2 separate regions of the Homo sapiens genome follow, and region 2 is linked to region 1. A link is a contact called in ENCODE Hi-C or POLR2A ChIA-PET data. All regions are on one chromosome and are shown on one strand. The core of a region is the stretch at or near the end of the contact, and the rest is flanking DNA. Distances in the headings are between cores, read along the strand shown.

Region 1 (3,712 bases), core at 680-3,179:
CTTGGCTGGCAACACTCCAGAACCGTCCTGATGGAAGGGTTGTGGCCAGTTGAAAGCAGCAGTACTGGAGAGGGGACTGGGGGTTGTTCTTTCAAAGGCAGGGTTGAAGGTTATTAATGGACTAAGTTAAATTTCTAGCTGTTCCTTCCTGTTACTCTAGATACTTTTTATATATTTATTATGTCACAGCAGTATTGACGCCCTGAAAAGAAAGAAAAGTGAAAGAATAGTTCACGTAAGATCCCACAAGTCCTACAAATTTTAACTTTCCAATAGTTAATATATATAAGCACACACATATACACACACGTGCAGTTTAGAAGTGTTAATATAGACGAGTTTTGTCTTGGCTTTTTATTTTTTACTTAACATCATCTTAAGCTTTTCATATGTGGTTATTTCTGTGCCTCTTACCAAATATTGGCAATTCACTTTCCAAATCAGACAATTACTTACCAGTCTGAGAGCCTGCTTCTCATCTATGGGATGAAGGTCATACAAATTCTGTGTAATGAGATTGTTGTAAGAATTAGGTGAGATTCTGTGTGGAAACTGTGTTTGGCACAGTCCCTGGTACATAATAAGGGCTCATAGGATTATTACAGATCCTAGTTAAATGGCAAGGCAGGGCCCAGCAGGGTGAGCCTTGTAAACTTGAGTGCCTCAACTCCCACCCCCACCCCCAAACCTGTTCTGGGTGTGGTTTCCTTTAGCATGTTGGGAGAGTGTTTAGTTTGCCTGAAAATGCACCCAACTGAAACCATTCCCCCCCCCCTTTAGAAAGATTAGAAGGTTCAGTCACTTGGGCCTGGTGACTTTTGATGTAGTTTGAAGGTCACAATGCTGGTTCCTCTCTCAAGTTCATAAAAGCCTCTGGAGCAGCTATTGCTGCAGCCAGCGAGCATCCAGCACTTGGTCAGAGAGCCGCCTTTGTCAGAGAGCGCTCCTGTAGCCAGACTCATATTAACTGCCCCCCATGGGTGTGTTGAATGCCTCTACTGTGTTTGCCTTTGAAAGGCCCTTCTTAGCCTTTCTCTCTCCCCCAACCCCATTTTCAAGAGGCACAAGACCTTTAAGTAGCAAATACAGTAATCACAGTAGCATGGAGACACAGGCTGGCCTATATTTGGTTTCACAAAGGCCTTGTGAAAGATCTGGCCTTAAAGTCCCTTTTTAATGCTGAAATTATGCAAGTGGAAAGTTAATTTGAGGATCACTGAGGCACGCTTTATTCATGAAGAATGTGAGCAAAACATAAATACAAAGTCTGGAGGCTCTGTTCTACGCTGGTGGCAAGGAAATTACATAGGTGGTATCTTTATTTGGCTGAATCCCCCTCCCTCCACCAAGAGTGCAACTGTGATAGAATTTTGGAGTGAGAGCTATTGTTTTAAGCACTGACTGGTTGCAGGTGTGTGTGTGCATGTTGCCTGAAACTCTCTACAAACCATAGACATGATTTTGGTGGAATTGGCGTGCCAACAGTGGTTACAGCTAAGATTGTAGAAGACCAAACATTCTGTTGGAATGTGACCTTAACATTTTGAATTATGTTTCTTAAGTAAGATAAATTTCGAAGGTCTATTTTATTTTTATCTTTATTCTTTGAAGGCCTGCTTTAAAGTTTACCGTGTCTTTGAAAGTCTAGTCTGTTGAACTCTTAAATCCCAGTGAGTTCCTATAGATTGCTAGCTTGAGTGTATAGTATTTGAGATGTGAATAAAGTCTAGTGCAAAGTGTGTTTCTTGTGCTTGAAAATGGTGCCCTGATTTCTGTTGAGGGAGACGTTTATTCCTATAAAGGTTTAAACGACTTGCTGTACAATTCAGTCTTGCAATGACAGAGAGATTACACACTATCTGCAAACAACTGCCAAGCAGATGAAATCCTGGCTGTGGGAAGTCTGCGGTGAAGAGTGGTGGGGGTGGTCAGGAGAGCAGTGGAAGGGAAGTGGCTCAGAACATTGTAGTGGTGGTTTGGCGTGCCTGTCAAGGGCTGTGGGACGTTTTCTCTCTCATTTCAGAAACAAGGGTGGTGGGAAACACATGGGCCGTGGATTTGCATAAACCAACAGTCAAATCCTAGCTCTACCAGTGACTTCACTGAGCCTCATTTTCTTCAGGGGGAAAGAATAAATAGCCCTTGGGGTGATTGTAAAGCCTAATTAGGTATGTTATAATTGTATTAAGAGGATGACGAGTTCACCGTTTGCCAGGGAGTTTTCCGGTTTTAGTGCCAAACATTCCACATCCGGGGAATCTTCCTCAGTCCCAGGCACACTGGGTGGTGAGTCCCCCAGTTATATATGAAGATACCTATTACTGTTCCCTAATTGTATGTACACACACACACACACACACACACACACATACACACACACACACACACACACACATATCTATAAATAAAGGGCTTCTGGAAGCTGGCTGCCTATTACTGTGTACCTGATACTCAGTGGGTATTTGTGAACTCCCAGGAGGATAGTGTGTTAGTGTGTTTGCGTGTATCTCTGTATTCCTTCTTAGGGATGGCATACAAATAAATGTTTCATGAATAAAGGGATGAATGAGTAGGTAAAGTAATATAAGCAGTAATGCATATGTTTTAAAGTGATTTAGCTGGTTTTCCTTCCAGGGGCCTCTTCCCTGAGAAAAGAGCCACTTAATAAATGATGTCTTGAATGAAAGAATACATCATGAAAATAATTTTGTCCATGATGTGGCTAAACTAAAACTCCAGGAAGGGCTTAGGCTGGGCCTATCTACTTTTTTTGATAAAATGAAGTTTAATATGACCCTAGTGACAACCTCCCCTCATCCCCTTAAAGCTCAAATTTAGGGAACTCTTGTGGTTGGACTCTCACATACTCCCTAGGACTCTGCTGGGTGCTGGGGAATTTACTAAACTTTGGTGAGGAGAAGAGGAGAGGAGAGGGAAGCCACGGTACTAAGGTACTTAGGGAGACAGAAACAGTTCCCCTAGAAATTAGACATCACATTGTCTTTTTCCCCCCTTTCTTTTGAATGAGATGGGGCAAGAATATTTGGACCAGGATAAAGTTTTAAGATGCATTTACACTAATGTAATCAGGTTACATAGCAAAAAAATGTTAAAAATGTACCCTGGGAAATTGAAATCTATCCATTCTTCTAGGTGTGGCAGCTTATTCAGATTTTTATGTTGTGTGACCATAAAACGAACACAGCTTTTCTAACCGCGAGTGTCTTTGTTTACAGAGATAACAGTGTGAGTAATGCTTTGCTAGAAGCCAGGCAGTTAAATCACACTCTGAGCAAATAGAGGCTGGGCTTCAGAAACTTAGATAGCACACGAATGTGCAAACTTGGTCTTTTAAACTGAAGACATATCTGAAAGAAAACTGCTTTTGGCCCATGAACTACTTTCCCAGCCCTTTGTGCCTCCCAATCTCTGCCCCCCTTTACAAAAAATCTTTGTTTTTCCTCTACAAATATACATATATGATTTCAATTTGGAGGTGGGATGTTATTTTTTTCACTTGAAACACAAGGAAGCAATTTTTAAAAGTCATACTCGTTCAGCAGTGGGCTTGACTGTAGCCAGTTTGACTAGGAGTTCTTGGCTACAGAACCATACACTTGCAGTCTTTATCAGGGTAGTAAATTCAGATGGGTTTTTGGAAAGGGAGAGGGCTGGAGTTGAGGGAAGGGCACTAGAGCAGTGTGACCCACGG
Region 2 (3,712 bases), core at 579-3,078, 560 kb after region 1:
ACAAAACAAAGTAGAAGCTGGAGGAAATCGGTGAAACAAGAATGGCAGTACGTTAATTGCTGAAGCTGGGTGATGGGAATATGGGGATTCATTACACTATGCTCTCCACTTTTATGTGTGTTTGAAACTTTTCGGCCAGGCGCAGTGGCTCATGCTTGCAATCCCAGCACTTTGGGAGGCTGAGGCGGGCGAATCACCTGAGGTCAGGAGTTTGAGACCAGCCTGGCCAACAGGGCGAAACCCCGTCTCTACTAAAAATACAAAAATTAGCCGGGTGTGATGGCACACATCTGTAATCCCAGGTACTCTGGAGTCTGAGGCAGGAGAATTGCTTGAACTTAAGAGGCAGAGGTTGCAGTGAGCCAAGATGGTGCCACTGCACTCCAGCCTGGGCAACAGAGTGAGACTCTGTCTCAAAAAAAAAAAAACCTTTTAAATTAAAAGGCAAGAGTGATGGTTCATGCCTATAATCCTAGCACTTTGGGAGGCCAAGGGAGGCAGGCTGCTTGAGCCCAGGAGTTTGAGACCAGCCTGGGCAACATGGTATACCCCTGTCTCTACAAAAAATACAAAAATTAGCCGGGCATGATGGTGCATGTGCCTGCAATTCTAGCTACTTGAGAGGCTGACGAGGGAGAATCACCTGAGCATGGGAGGTGGAGGCTACAGTGAACCGAGGTCTTGCCACTGCACTCCAGCCTGGGCCACAGAGTGAGACCGTCTCTCAAAAAAAAAAAAAAAATTGAAAATTAAAAATAAATATACCGATCATTTTAGGAATTAGTTCTCACTCTCCAGTTTTGTTGTTGTTTTTTTTAATTATTATTATTTTTAAAAAACATGGCCGGGTGTGGTGGCTCACACCTGTAAATCCTGTACTTTGGGAGGCCGAGGCAGGTGGATCACTTGAAGCCAGGAGTTCAAGATCATCCTGACCAACATGATGAAACCGTGTCTCTACTAAAATACAAAAATTAGCCAGGTGTGCTGGTGGGTGCCTGTAATCCCAGCTACCTGGGAGGCTGAAGCAGGAGAATCACTTGAACCCAGGAAGCAGAGGTTCCAGTGAGCTGAGATCACGCCACAGCACTACAACCTGGGCAGCAGACTGAGACTCTGTCTCAAAAAACTAAAACTAAAAATAAAAAAATTTGTGGGTACATAGTAAGTATATTTATATATGGGGTTCATAAGATGTGTTGATACAGGCATGCAATGTGAAATAAGCACATCATGGAGAATGCGGTGTTGTCTTTTGCTTGTTTACTTTTTATTTTTCAGTTTATTTGTTCCCTCTCCCTGCCTTTTTTTTACTTGCAAAAGCAATAAATACTTGTAAAAATTGTCAGAAAGGTATAAATCTACTTCCCAATAATACGGGAGGACTGTGTCATGTGTATTTCTTGTAACCTCCTCCTTATGCAGGATACTGCCCACACCGGTATGTGTTCAGTTCAATTCCGTTAGAACTACTGTTCCTCACAAGGCTGTAAGGTACCCTTGAGGTGTCTAGTCCAATTCCTCCATTCTATGGAGGGAGAAACTGAGGCCCTGAGAAGAAGGGAAACTTAGTTAGGGACCCTGAGCTGGTTAAGTGACAGAACCATAAATAGCTCTCACCGTCCTTAACATAGCCCCTGCCAGATAACCCCTAAGGAGACCCAGCAGCCACACGGCTGATAAAGCCACTGCTTGTCAAGATGTCACAGGGTGAACCCCAAAATTGGGGTTCAGCCCAGGAAGTCATGTGGGTTCTTGGCTCCAAACAGGAAGAGCGAGCCAAGAGAGCAAAGTGAAAGCAAGTTTATTAAGTAAAGGAATGAAAGGGTGGAGAGTCCACAGGCAAAGCAACCCCAAAGGCTGCTGGTTGGCTATTTTGATGGTGATTTCTTAATCACATGCTAAACAAAGAGTGGATTTTCATGAGCTTTCTGGGAAAGGGGTGGGGAATTTCCACAACTGAGGGTTCCTCTCCCTTTCAGACCATATATGGTAACTTCCAGACGGTTGCCATGGCTTTTGTAAACTGTCATGTCGCTAGTGGGCATTTCCTTTAGTATGCTAATTTATTATAATTAGTGTATAACGAGCAGAGAGGACAACCAGAGATTGCTTTTGTGGTCACGTGGGTTTTGATTGATTTTCACTTGCCTCTTTACCGCATCCTGTTTTATCTGTGGGGTCTTTATGATTTGTATCTTGTGAACTCCTATCTCACTACCATCAGCATTCCCCTCTTCCCCCCACTCCTCCTGACCTCTTGACAGAAGCTGAGGAAATGGGAAAGCAGATCCTAGACTTGGAGAAGGTCTGTGTGGGGTCCAAGGCCACTCAGTAATAAGACTCCCCCAGGTCCAAAGTCCAGAGACAGCCCCCAGACTCACTCCATCTCTCAGAGGCTGATGCCCACCCAGCAGGCATTCACCTTAGCTCAGAGCAGCACCAATTTCCTGCATGCAGTCAATAAAGTGCAGTTTGCTTCCTGACATAAACAGCTGTTCTCAGAAAGCAAATATGCAAAGAGAATATTATTCTTCAAGTTTAAATGAGGAAGAAGAAAGGGTGGGTGAAGCGGGAGGTGGGAGCTTACACAGAGTTCTAGGTTTATAATCTAATTCTCCAGAGCCAGCCTCTGACCTGCAGCCCCCTGAGTGCCCAAGCTTTTTGGGCCCACCGAAAAGGGCTCTTGAGGCAACTCAAAACCGCTTCAGAAGTAAATGCGAGGAGTTACTTACTCAGGGTTTGCCCAGTCCTGAGGAGGAAACAATTCTGATCGGGGCTTCACTAGAGGGTCTAGATCTCTGCTGTCCAACATAGTAGCCACTTGTCACATGTGTCTGTTGAGCACTTGAAATGTGAGTCGGAAGTGAGCTGGGCTGTAAGTGTAAAATGCACATAGCACCAGGCATGGTGGCTCACACCTACAATTCCATTTGGGGAGGCCAAGGGGGAAGGATCACTTGAGGCCTAGAGTTCAAGATCAACCTGGGCAACATAGTGAGACTCCATTTCTATTAAAAAAATGTTTTTAATGCACATAAGATTTCAAAGATGGCACAAAAATAATAGTTTTAAAATCTCACTAGTAATTTTTATATTGATTATATGTTTGTTTTTTTGGTTTTTTTTTTTTTTTTTGAGATGGAGTCTTGCTCTGTCACCCAGGCTGGAGTGCAGTGGCTCAATCTTGACTCACGGCAACCTCCGCCTCCCAGGCTCAAGCAATTCTCAGGCCTCAGCCTCCTGAGTAGCTCGATTACACGTGCACACCACCATTCCTGGCCAATTTCTGTATTTTTAGTAGAGATGGGATTTCACCATGTTGGCCAGGCTGGTCTCAAACTCCTGGTCTCAAGTGATCTGCCCACCTCAGCCTCCCAAAGTGCTGGGATTACAGGCGTGAGCCACCATGCCCAGCCTCAATTATACGTTTAAAAGATAACATTTTCAATATATGGTGTTAAAACATTTAAATCATTCTGCTTCTTTTTTTACACTTTACTGAAGTATAATTGGCACACAATAAACTGCACAACTTGGTAAGTTTTGACATGTGTATATACAATACCATGAAGCCATCATCACAATTAAGATAATGAACATCTCCGTCAACCCCAAAAAGTTTTCTCATGCCCTGCTGTAGTCCTTCCTGCCAATCCCCCATCCCTAATTACTGATCTGCATATGGAGTTTGCATTTGCTAGAATTTTAT

The links. Hi-C counts contacts between places; a loop is a spot of excess contacts on that map. ChIA-PET counts read pairs that join two places held with the same protein, here RNA polymerase II (POLR2A). Pooled maps may share reads with other maps.
Region 2: a loop to region 1 is called in a map of naive thymus-derived CD4-positive, alpha-beta T cell, with 2.6 times the contacts of the local background. The contact joins two enhancer-like sites. A Hi-C loop is called at or near these places in 1 of 168 maps with a recorded cell type or tissue (naive thymus-derived CD4-positive, alpha-beta T cell) and 6 of 50 pooled maps. POLR2A ChIA-PET finds 5 or more read pairs at or near these places in 1 of 52 experiments (activated naive CD4-positive, alpha-beta T cell).

The regions. Positions count from the first base shown.
Region 1 is chr2:54,569,207-54,572,918 of GRCh38, forward strand. All of the region lies in intron 2 of SPTBN1 (spectrin beta, non-erythrocytic 1), which reads left to right. Among named protein-coding and RNA genes, the nearest start is that of SPTBN1-AS1, 12 kb to the left of the region's middle. Within about 2 kb of position 1,930, at least 31 of the 41 ENCODE cell types and tissues checked have a DNase peak (open chromatin) inside an H3K27ac peak, as active enhancers do.
Region 2 is chr2:55,132,088-55,135,799 of GRCh38, forward strand. It overlaps a transcript of RTN4 not described here. Among named protein-coding and RNA genes, the nearest start is that of RTN4, 83 kb to the left of the region's middle. RefSeq lists enhancers at 1,573-2,485, 1,787-1,976, 1,806-2,100. Within about 2 kb of position 1,829, at least 23 of the 41 ENCODE cell types and tissues checked have a DNase peak (open chromatin) inside an H3K27ac peak, as active enhancers do.